3 separate regions of the Homo sapiens genome follow, and regions 1 and 2 are each linked to region 3. Evidence: read pairs that join two places in POLR2A ChIA-PET (ENCODE). Cell type or tissue: HepG2. All regions are shown on one strand.

Region 1 (4,000 bases), 87 kb before region 3:
TAGCCAGGCTGGTCTTGAGCTCCTGACCTCAAACGTTCCGCCTGCCTTGGCCTCCCAAAGTGCTGGGATTACAGGTGTGAGCCACTGTGCCTGGCTGATATTGTTTGTTTTATTCATTGTTGTATTCCTAGCACCTAGGACAATGTCTGACACATTATTGACAATACTTGTGAAGTGAATAGTAAAACAACTTTCTTTGTCCTATTAGGCCCTTTTGGCCTCTCCAGCATCATCTGCATCAGTCACCTATCTTGACCTTCCCATCCTCCAGCTCATGACATCTCTTTAGATGTGCTTTCTTGCTGCAAGGCCTTTGCGTGTGCTCTTCATTGTGCCTAGAACACCCTTCCTCCCATGCTCTGCCACTGCCTGGATATCTCCTATTCATCATCTAAGTTATAGCTTAGTATACATATAACTTCACCTGATTAGCCTTGATCCTACAACTCTGCATGCATTGCCATTAATTATCATATGTATTGTAATTATTTTGTTGTCTGTGTCCTTCACTAGACTGTAAGCTTATGTTGTGCTCACCATGAATTCCTAGTCAAAGCTTATCAGCAGTGGCTAGAAGGACCTTTGAGGTGGGGCACTAGGGAGGGGGATAGAGTATTGGGGGCAGCACCTGAGGTCTAGGAAGCTGTGCTTTAGGATGTCAGGGTGAGTTTTAAACACTGGCCCTTGGTTCATTGTCATTCTTCCTATTTCGTCCATCTTTGGTAATTCCCTTGTTTGCCTGGATGAACCATCTAAAATGATTAAGTCATATCCATGAAACCAGGGTAAGCCTGACACAAAACACTTGCTCATGAAGGGAGCATGTGTCCTGAGGATAAAGGTTGAGAATCTGGGTAGGCATATTATTAACTTCAGGTAGCTGAGGGCAGAATAACTGACAGCGGAGTAGAATTCTAAGCAAGGAAGGAAGCAAAAGGCCTGAAGGATAAGATGAGACAAGGCTGAAGCAGGATCATTAAATCATAAACCTGGAGCACCTGGATAGTGAGTAGAGTGTAAGAAGGAACAGGGCAAGCAATTCAGGATTAGAGTCATAAATAATCTTGGGGATTACTTAAATCATCTTTTAGCATTCTTACCTCTTTAGTTTGGAACCAGCTTTTGGATTATAGAAAGGATCAGATAGTTGACATACAAGGATTTGAGTGAGAGTGTATATTACTTTCTCTGTATTTTATGGGCTCTTTACTTTAAAATGAAATCCCCAGAAATCCTACCTTAACTTTTCCCCCACCTAAATTTCTGCTGCCAAGAGCCTATCCATTCTTTTAAATATGTCAGGTTCAACTCCCTTATCTTTGAAACAAGTTGCATGTACAGAAGCCTGCAGTAGTCCTGGAGCTTCCTTCAGACAGGGTGAAGGGAGTGAGCTCTCTTCAGGCTACCTCCTCCCACTGAACCAGGCATAGGAGCTGGCCTCAGCAGCCTTAGGAGTTCAGGACTCTGTTCAACATGAATCTGTGGAATTTCTCTCTGAATTTTGGGGAGAGAGTATTCTGTAGAATATAGTACGGGACTCTGTCAGTGAGGCATAGCAAAAAGTACTGGAAGACTGGCTGGATGTGTGTGAATGGTGGGATCCGAAGGTATGTAGGAGTGGGCATCAAGGTTTCTGACCTGGCTCTTAAATTTTGACAGCGTTAGGGGGCACTCATGTGCCAAGTAGAGAGTCTTGAGGGGTAGCGCTAGTCCCTGGCCCTTAGAGGTGTTCTGAATGTTTTTGTATGTAGCTCAGAGCTCTTTTGCAGGCTGATGGGGATTCATGAAGATAGAGTACTTACTGAGGAACGGTGTGTTCTGTTTTGAAGATTGGATGGAGTGGTTATGTGCACAGACTGGGCAGTCTATGGCCTGGTCATCTAGTCTCTGTGAGGTGAGGCACCTGCATTTCCTTCCTAGGGCCATGCTGGGAAAACCAACCTAAGAGAGCTGGAGATCATGACTATTGTTAGTGATTTCCCTGAGACTGCTAACTGTCTTTGCTTGCTCCTTCTGTTCTCTTAAGTCCCATGGCTGTAATGTCCTGCCTTCTATTTTCTGCTTTGGGACCTTCAAATTCCATAATTCATTCAGACTTCTCTTTCTAGAGACAAGGTCTCGCTATGTTGCCCAAGCTGGAGTGTGGTGGCTGTTCACAGGCGTGATCATAGCACACTACAGCACTGAACTTGAGCTCAAATGACCCTTCTGCTTCAGCCACCCAAGTTGCCGGGATATAGGTGTGCACCATCACACTTAGCTCAGACTGCTCTGTCTAGATTACTTAATGCCCAGCTTGACTCTGGCTTTACATAGTACTCTAATTATGACATTGACAGCCAGCTTCAAGTAAGGGCCTTTCTTCATTAGCCTTGTTCCTAGAGCTATGGTTTTGAAGCTTTAGTGCATCAGAATTACCCATGAGGGTGAGAGAGGGGGCGCTGGATACTTGTTTAAAATGCAGATTTCCTGGTATCAACTGCTAGATACTCTAATTGAGTAGGTTTGGGGTGGTGACCAGGAATCTGCAGCTTGATCAGCCTGCCAGGTGATTCTGACACCAGTCATCTGGTCTCCAGATCATATATATATGTATTTTTTTGAGATGGAGTTTCGCTCTTGTTGCCCAGGCTGGAGTGCAATGGCACGATCTTGGCTCACTGCAATCTCTGCCTCCCAGGTTCAAGCAGTTCTCCTGCCTCAACCTCCCAAGTAGCTGGGATTACAGGCACCCGCCACTATGCCCAGCTAAATTTTTTTTTTTTTAATTTTTTGTATTTTTAGTAGAGACGGGGTTTCACTATGTTGGCCAGGCTGGTCTCGAACTCCTGACATCAGGCAATCCACCCACCTCAGCCTCCCACAGTGCTGGGATTACAGGTGTGAGCCACCGTGCTCAGCCAAAGATATCTATGATATCTATTTTCTCCTTTTTTTTTTTTTTGAGACAGAGTTTTGCTCTTGTCACCCAGGCTGCAGTGCAATGGAGTGATCTCAGCTTACTGCAGCCTCCATCTCCCAGGTTCAAGAGATTCTCCTGCCTCAGCCTGCAGAGTAGCTAGGAATGCAGGCGTCCACCACCACACCCAGCTAAATTTTTTGTTTTTATTTTTGTATTTTTAGTAGAGACAGGGTTTCGCTATGTTGGCCAGGCTAGTCTTGAACTCTTGACCTCAGGTGATCCACTTGCCTCCCAAAGTGCTGGGATTACAGGTGTGAGCCACTGCACCCGGTCCTCCAGACCATATTTAGAGAAAAGGCAGGGAAAAGATTTGAGTTCTTTACTTGGATCCTGCAGTATCTGGTCCTTGCATGTTTCTCAAGTCTCATCCCAGGCCCCTTCTTCCCTACTGCTGGCACCTTCATCTGCTCACAGTTCGTTGACCCCTTCTCCAGTAGTTTCTGGCCTGAAGGCCTTTGCAGTGCTGTATAGCCTCTGCCTGGAACACTCTTTACTGTGCATAATGTCTCAATTAACTATCCCTAGGTTTTTTTTTGTTTTTTTTTTTTTTTGAGACAGAGTCTCACTCTATCACCCAGGCTGGAGTGCAGTGGCATGATCTCAGCTCACTACAACCTCTGCCTCCCAGGTTCAAGCGATTCTCCTGTCTCAGCTTCTCAAGTAGCTGGGACTACAGGCGTGCGCCACCATGCCCGGCTAATTTTGTATTTTTCATGGAGACGGGGTTTCTCCATGTTAGCCAGGCTGGTCTTGAACTCCTGACCTCAAGTGATTCACCTGCCTCGGCCTCCCAAAGTGCTGGGATTACAGGCATGAGCCACCGTGCCCGGCCTGTCCTTTGCCTTTAATTGTCAAGTAAGCATTATCTCCTTTTGAAGGGCTTTTCTGGCCGCTCTATATAAAGAAACTGTTAGCACCCCATTTGTTTACATAAGACCACTTAACTGTTTGTCTTTCTCTCCTGGTGGGTTTTAAGCTCTGTGAGGGCAGGGAACTTGTTCCTGGTTATGTATCTTCAGGGCCTAGTATGTAGAGACA
Region 2 (4,000 bases), 170 kb before region 3:
TTCATGATGATCAATAAATCTGATATCCCAATCACCACTGAATTTATAAACCTCATTCGGCCTTCTGATTATCAAAGCTGAACAGGCTGCTCCAATTCCGGACACTTTTTTTGCAATTAGGAACACCCATTAGAGTTAGGTGGAATTGTACTAATACTCCTTTCTTCTCTTTAGGCAACACTTCCCCAGATCAAAAGGAGCCAACACCTTTCATCATCGAGTGGATCCCAGATATCCTTCCCCAATCTAAGATTGGCGAGCTGCGGATCAAGTTTGAGTATGGCCACCACCGGAATGGGCATGTGGCGGAGTACCAAGACCAGCGGCCCCCCTTGGACCAGCCCTTGGAACTGGCCCCTCTGACCACTATTACTTTCCCTTAAAGCAAAACAAGATAATAATCTTTTGCTGCTTAATTTGCACATCCCCACCCCTTGACAACTTTAAATGCTAGTTAGGCACTTAGATGGCCCTGTTCCTTGGTAAACTGCTCTTAGCTAAGATGCAAATTCTCAGTGCTTTCAAGTGGATTCTGTTGAAGAAAATCTCTTGTAAATAGCCTTTTTGATGCTGCTGTGTACAGTCTTCATTATGCATTGGGCAGTATTTCTGGCTAGAGTTTTAAAAGGAACAGAAAGAAAACCAGCTTATTTTCCTTCTTACGGACTCATCTTTAGCGTTTATTTCAACCTTTTGCTAATTCTCTGAGAAATCTGCAGCACTCAGCCATACACCAACAGTGTTGGAAAGTTAACACCCTGGTTAGGGCAGAATGTTAAAGACCATCTTGGCAGAGTTCCAGCCACGCTCTTTATTCTGTTCTCAAATAAAGCAGTGTCACTAGTTTTTCCTAATTATATCTCATGGTTGCCTGTTTATAAAATTATAAATTTCGGGGGGGGGAGGCGGGATTTAACTGATAGTGATACTGGAAAAAGAGATCCAGGTGTGTCCGGAATTGGTGGGTTCTTGGTCTCACTGACTTCAAGAATGAAGCCGCGGACCCTCGCGGTGAGTGTTACAGCTGTTAAGGTGGCGCGTCTGGTGTCTGCCCCTTCTGATGTTCAGATGCGTTCGGAGTTTCTTCCTTCTGGTGGGTTCGTGGTCTTGCTGGCTCAGGAGTGAAGCTGCAGACCTTCGCGGTGAGTGTTACAGCTCTTAAGGCAGCGCGTCTGGAGTTGTTCATTCCTCCCGGTGGGCTCGTGGTCTCGCTGGGCTAAGGAGTGAAGCTGCAGATCTTCGCGGTGAGTGTTACAGCTCATAAAAGCAGCATGGACCCAAAGAGTGAGAGCAGTAGCAAGATTTATTGCAAAGAGCGAAAGAACAAAGCTTCCACAGTGTGGAAGGGGACCCGAGCGGGTTGTCAATGCTGGCTCTGGCAGCCTGCTTTTATGCTCTTATCTGGCCCCACCCACATCCTGCTGATTGGTAGAGCCGAGTGGCCTGTTTTGTCAGGGTGCTGATTGGTGCGTTTACAATCCTTGAGCTAGATACAAAGGTTCTCCACGTCCCCATCAGATTAGTTAGATACAGAGTTTCCACACACAGGTTCTCCAAGGCCCCACCATAGCAGCTAGATACAGAGTGTCGATTGGTGCACTCACAAACCTTGAGCTAAACACAGGGTGCTGATTGGTGTGTTTACAAACCTTGAGCTAGATACAGAGTGCCGACTGGTGTATTTACAATCCTTGAGCTAGACATAAAGGTTCTCCACATCCTCACCAGAGCAGCTAGATACGGAGTGTTGATTGGTGCACTCACAAACCTTGAGCTAAACACAGGGTGCTGATTGGTGTAGTTACAATCCCTGAGCTAGATATAAAGACTCTCCACGTCCCCACCAGAGCAGCTAGATACAGAGTGTCGACTGGTGCACTCACAAACCTTGAGCTAAACACAGGGTGCTGATTGGTGTATTTACAATCCCTGAGCTAGATATAAAGACTCCACATTCCCCCCCAGACTCAGGAGCCCAGCTGGCTTCACCCAGTGGATCCCACACTGGGGCTGCAGGTGGAGCTGCCTGCCAGTCCTGCGCCATGCGCTCACATTCCTCAGCCCTTGGGTGGTCGATGGGACTGGGCACTGTGGAGCAGGGGGTGGTGCTCGTCAGGGAGGCTCGGGCCGCACAGGAGCCCATGGAGTGGGTGGAAGGCTCAGGCATGGCGGGCCGCAGGTCCTAAGCCCTGCCCCGCAGGAAGGCAGCTAAGGCCCGGCGAAAAATCGAGCGCAGCGCTGGTGGGCCAGCACTGCTGGGGGACCCAGTACACCCTCCGCAGCCACTGACCCAGGTGCTAAGTGCCCCATTGCCCGGGGCCAGCAGGGCTGGCTGGCTGCTCCGAGTGCGGGGCCCACCAAGTCCCCGCCCACCGGGAACTCCAGCTGGCCCGCAAGCGCCGCACACAGCCCAGGTTCCCGCTCGTGCCTCTCCCTCCACACCTCCCAGCCTTGGCCAGCCCAGAAAGGGGCTCCCACAGTGCAGTGGGGGGCTGAAGGGCTCCTCAAATGCCACCAAAGTGGGAGCCCAGGCAGGGGAGGTGCCGAGAGCAAGCGAGGGCTCTGAGGACTGCCAGCACGCTGTCACCTCTCACAGGTATCAAGGGAATATTGCTGTTTAAAACTAATGCCTGTAATAGCTTGTTCACTTCATACTTGTATCTCTATATATTCTCAGTTAGTAAAATTCAATTGCTGTTTCTGATTGAATGATCACAGAATAGAGATACTGAAAGACCCAGAAGTATAAGCCTATCTTTAAGGAGGAAAGAAGGGAATGAACATTTCTTGCATGCCTACTATGTGCCAGGTACTTTCTTTGTTTTTGTTTGTTTTTTGAGATGGAGTCTCACTGTGTCGCCAGGCTGGAGTGTAGTGGCGTGATCTCGGCTCACTGCAACCTCCGCCTCCTGGGTTCAAGCGATTCTCCTGCCTCAGCCTCCCAAGTAGCTGAGACTACAGGCACCCGCCACTATTCCCAGCTAATTTTTTTTATTTTTTTTTTGTATTTTTAGTAGAGACGGGGTTTCACTATGTTGGCCAGGCTGGTCTTGAACTCCTGACCTCGTGATCTGCCCTCCTCGACCTCCCAAAGTGCTGGGATTACAGGCGTGAGCCACCACGCTCGGCCATACCAGGTACTTTGAATTGCGAGTGACAGAAAGCCAGTTAACCAGCTTGGGCAAAATAGGTATGAATGACTGGCTTGTGGACACTAAAGCAGAGCTAGACAACCACACTGGGCTGGAGCTGATGTGGCTGGGCCTCGGGACCTGTGGAGCTAGGGTCCATCTGACCCATTTCTGCCTCTCTCTGGGGCTTCATTTGATCTCAGCACAGAGCAGCTCCCCTAGTAGGAATTCTGGCTCCTGAAGTGCCTGAATGTATGGCTTCCTCACTGGAGCAGGACTCACTGCTCCACTCTCTGATCCAAAAGGCAGAACCCCTCCCAGCCCCCAAAAAGGCACTGATTGGCCTAACAGAGGGGGAGACATTTTTGGTAAGAGAGGTACTATGCCTCTAAAAGAGAAGGAATAACCACATTGTGTTGTCTACCCTCTGGGATTGAGGGGCTGGTTTGTGTCAGCTCCTAAGTGCGTCAGACAATAGGGAAAATTGTTGAGAATCCAGGGAGGTGCACAGAGACCTAGAACTTGAATTGGGCTTCAAAGGAGAGGAAGGGTTTGGATAGGTGGAGAAGATAAAACTAGATGAGGCATGCCCGGCACAGTGGCTCATGCCTGTAATCCCAGCACTTTGGGAGGCTGAGGTGGGCAGATCACAAGATCAAGAGATTGAGACCATCCTGGCCAACATGGTGAAACCCCGTCTCTACTAAAAATACAAAAATTAGCCAGGCGTGTTGGCGCGTGCCTGTAGTCCCAGCTACTCGGGAGGCTGAGGCAGGAGAATCGCTTGAACCTGGGAGGCAGAGGTTGCAGTGAGCCAAGATCGCACCACTGCACTCCACCCTGGCCATAGAGGCGAGACTCATCTCAAA
Region 3 (4,000 bases):
GTCCCACTGGCTACTTTGTCACCTCCTTTTCTTCACTCCCCCCTCTGGAGTTACTAATTTCCACTTTGTGACCCTCCAAAGATGCATTCCACCCAACTTTCCCATTGAACTAGTGGGGAAATGGTACTTTCTGTATCCAAATCTTAGCTGAAACCAGAATTGGGGTTATATTGACTAAAAGATCATTTGGGGCCACTTCTTTTCATTTGTATTTATTAGGCCCCTCCTAGGTGGTAATGGGCCAGGTAGAGTGAGAGTACAGTAGAAACCCAAGACGAAATTATCCAGGAAGGTCAACCTTCATTTTACAGATGGAGACACGATAGTTCAGAGATGCAGAGGACCTCGCCCAAGGTCACGCAGATACCGGGCCAGTCTTGGGTTTGGAACATGAGGTTCCTGCCTTTCAGCCCCGTGATCTTTCGACAGCATCTTACACAACTTACAGAATGGTGGGGGAAGCAGGAATCGCACCTGCAAAACAATGACGGAACCCTGAGGGGGCAGGGCTCCCATTGCCAGTGACTTCCCACCCACAGTGGCTGTCAGTGCCTTTATGTTGTTTACTTAAATGTGCTTGTCTGGAGGTTGTCATTTTCTTTTGAGACACTGGGAATTCCCATAATTTTTTAAAAAAGTTCAGTAAAATTGAATTTCTACATTTTTGCCCAATTTTTTTCCTTTTTATTTTTTATTTTTTTTTACAGAGTCTCACTCTGTAGCCCAGGCTGGAGTGCAGTGGTGCAACCTCCTCCTCCCATGTTCAAGTGATTCTCCTGCCTCAGCCTCCCGAGTAGCTGGGACTACAGGTGCGCGCCACCATGCCTGGCCAAGTTTTGTATTTTTAGTAGAGACGGGGTTTCACCATGTTGGCCAGGCTGGTCTCGAACTCCTGACCTCAGGCGATCCACCTGCCGCGGCTTCCCAAAGTGCTGGAATTACAGGCATGAGTCACCTTGCCTGTCCCATTTTTGCCCAGTTTGTGTCTCCTCGGTGTATGAGTGTGTGTGTTTTGTCAGGGGCACTCTGTTCCTATAGGTTGGTCTGATTTGGGACTCTCTCTGTGTGTGCTTTGATGGGGGCACAGTGACAGGAGATGGTGGAAATAAGGCGTGGAGAGGCTGTATTGTGCCATCATACCTTACCAGGACACTCTGTGCCTGGAGGGGGAAAGGGAGGGGGCCAGCCATGCCAGGCTGAGAAAGGGCTTTCTTAACCCACAAGTGTACAGGCCTTGAAGGCTCATGACTTAGGGTCATTGTCACCCATTCATTCAGTCAAATCTGGAAAGCATTCAAAAAATAATTAAAAAATCACCTCTGGGGAAAAGTCTGGTGTCAGGTTCAGAAAGGATTTGTTTCATATCCAGAGCCATGTCTGGGTTGTGTTCTCTGCTATCCAAGAACCCGAGGGCTCTCATTCAGCCTCAAGGGCTATGGAAGTGACTCCTGGTAGGTGGCTCCAGCACTGACTCTGGGCCCTCAGGGTCGAGGTTGCGGTGAAGACTGCGGTCTGCATCGCCTCCTGCCCCAGATCGGATTGGAGGGAGCCAGGTGAGCGTGAGGAGGAGGCAGTGTGGGGCTGGGCCTGGCTTCCAAGGAGAACTACAAGAAGACCAAAATCAGATTGGGATCTCATGGGAGGGCAGCACTGGGTCTGGAACGGAAGGCTTTGCCCACCTGGCCTCTACACGGACCACGTGGCCGGAGGGTTGGGCCTTCCAGGGCCATGCACCTGGGAGGGACAAGGCTGGGTGCGGTTGGGTCACATGTCTAACTTGTGTTCCTTTGAAGCTGTGAGTTGGACAGATTTTATCTTGCCTGTTTTGACCCTCTGTGAGCTAACAGCTGGGGGTGGGGTGGGGAAGGGGAGGACGGAGAGCAGTAAGCGTGCTGGTTCTTCTTTTGGTCTGTTTAGCAACTTCCCATGACTTTTGAGCAAGGAACAGGTGTAACCCCTTGCACCCTGAGGTGTGCAGTTGACTACATATGCCTGTGGCCTCAAGGCCATGTAGAAATTGTCCCTGGTTCAGCCAAAGCAAATTCAAAACCAAAAGCAAATTCACTGACCACGGGGGAAAGAGTAGGAGATATTAAACAAGCAGCTCTGCCTGGCCTTCCACTCACATGGCCATGAGGCCCATCATTCAGCACATCATCTCGGCCCCTACTGCGTGCTGGGCACTGTGAGGAGCTTCTGCCTCCTGTCTCCTTCACGCTCCTTTCCTTTCCCCTCCATAGCTCAGCAAGGCCCACATTTTCCCGGTGAAGCCACAGAACCACAGGGAGAAACCCATGGACTTCGCCTCTCTCTCTAGGCAAGTGAATTTGGTGGCAAAGTCTCTTGGCAAATTCAAATTGTACTTGCTACAGTCTTTTCCTCAAGTAATTCTGGGTGCTTTCCAAACTTACCAGTTCCCTGAAGTACATGGGAGGAGGCAGGGAAGCTTCTCGGGGGAGGAGCAGCACCGGCAGGGAGGCCGAGGGGCAGCAGTGCGGACAGGGAGTCAGGTGACGTGAAAGGAAAGGTGGGTTGCAGGCTGGGCTCTTGCTGTCTGTGGGCTCCATTCAGAATCCCCCACTTCACCTAGGACACTCTGGCCTCCGTCCAGGCATCACTGCCATGGAAATCCCAGATACATTCAAGTCCTCTGTTAAACACCTGCCTCCACATCCCCTCCAGATCTTCTCTGTCCTCAAAAGGAGCTCTGCCCTTCAAGGGAGGGGCTGGGGGCTTTGCAGCTTTCTGTGCCTCTGGCCAAGGCTGATCCTCCTTCCTCCTGCCTGAGAATCCAACCTTAGCCTGGAGCAATCCCAGAGGAATATGGGTGTGGGAGTTTGTCGCGTGTGACCCACAGTCGGCTCTGGGACCCCTGCCCCAGGAGCTCTGGAGGACTGTCAGACACAGCTTGTTGCAGGGAAGCTAGTTGACAGAAGATGTAACAGGAGTGTGAACATGCCATCAGCCCATACCCCGACCTCCAGGAACAGCCTAGCCTTACGGTTCTGTGCCCTCCTCAGCCCAGGGACTCTTCACCCACCCAACATTGTCATTACCCAAAACTATTTCACCTCTGCTCTAAACAATTCCAAAATCCCCATCCTCTGATCCCAGCCTTCTTCCTGTCCAGAGTTCTCATCCACAACTCCTGCCACCCCAGGGTGAATGGCGAAGCCCTCCACCAACATGGCAGCCCACAGAGGAGCAGACTGGAGAGAAAGAAAATGAGTTCAGTTTCGCTGATAGATCTGAAAAATATACATTGGGCAGGGCCATCAGGTTTTGGAGAGCCTTTTGAGGGCCCTGCTCAAGGAAGAGCTGGGCTTGGGGTTCAGATCCAGGTGTGCTCAGATCATACCAGTTCCTATGAGCTGATTGTTAAATCTTCAGGAATTTCATGAACCAATGGTTAAACCCAGCTATTATGAAAAATTAAATTATAAATTAAATTATATAAACTTACAATTAAATGAATTATATTAAGGCAAAAATAATAAATTTTCAAAAACCATCACTTCCTAATAATTTTTTTTTTTTTGAGATGGAGTTTCACTCTTGTTGCTCAGGCTGGAGTGCAATGGCACGATCTCAGCTCATTGCAACCTCCGCCTCCCAGGTCCAAGGGATTCTCCTGCCTCAGCCTCCTGAGTAGCTGGGAAAACAGGCATGCACCACCATGCCTGGCTAATTTTGTATTGTTATTAGAGACAGAGTTTCTCCTTGTTGGTCAGGCTGGTCTCGAACTCCTGACGTCAGGTGATCTGCCCGCCTCGGTCTCCCAAAGTGTTGGGATTACAGGCATGAGCCACCATGCCTGGCAATAATTTTATATTTTATTATTCTTTATTCTTTTAAGATTATGTACATCTATTACATCTGTGGAAATACTATATAATGTTGTGTTACTGTGCTTTTTCCCCAAGTCTGCATTCAGTGACATCATATTGGTGGATTGAAATCAGCCACAGTGGGAATATTTACACCACAGAAGTGGGCAGCA

The links. ChIA-PET counts read pairs that join two places held together with the same protein. Peaks named below come from ENCODE experiments on the same cell type or tissue, not always from the same donor. Only the 100,000 strongest peaks of a DNase experiment are listed, where the experiment ranks them.
Region 1: POLR2A ChIA-PET joins it to region 3 with 6 read pairs; 9 of 35 experiments call an interaction of 5 or more read pairs at or near these places.
Region 2: POLR2A ChIA-PET joins it to region 3 with 7 read pairs; 7 of 35 experiments call an interaction of 5 or more read pairs at or near these places.

Annotation. Positions count from the first base shown.
Region 1 is chr2:70,060,908-70,064,907 of GRCh38, reverse strand. All of the region lies in intron 4 of PCBP1-AS1 (PCBP1 antisense RNA 1), which reads left to right. It also overlaps a transcript of ASPRV1 not described here. Among named protein-coding and RNA genes, the nearest start is that of PCBP1-AS1, 24 kb to the left of the region's middle. In HepG2, no CTCF peak of the experiment used is centred here; no DNase peak of the experiment used is centred here.
Region 2 is chr2:70,146,739-70,150,738 of GRCh38, reverse strand. C2orf42 (chromosome 2 open reading frame 42) reads left to right here. Exons shown (of 10, transcript NM_017880.3): 10 at 175-854. The coding sequence ends at 383. Among named protein-coding and RNA genes, the nearest start is that of LINC01816, 23 kb to the right of the region's middle. RefSeq lists an enhancer at 1,277-1,806. In HepG2, no CTCF peak of the experiment used is centred here; no DNase peak of the experiment used is centred here.
Region 3 is chr2:69,973,876-69,977,875 of GRCh38, reverse strand. The region is part of intron 9 of PCBP1-AS1 (PCBP1 antisense RNA 1); the gene reads left to right. It also overlaps a transcript of ASPRV1 not described here. Among named protein-coding and RNA genes, the nearest start is that of ASPRV1, 14 kb to the right of the region's middle. RefSeq lists enhancers at 1,119-1,629, 1,630-2,141. In HepG2, no CTCF peak of the experiment used is centred here; a DNase peak (open chromatin) is centred at 1,795.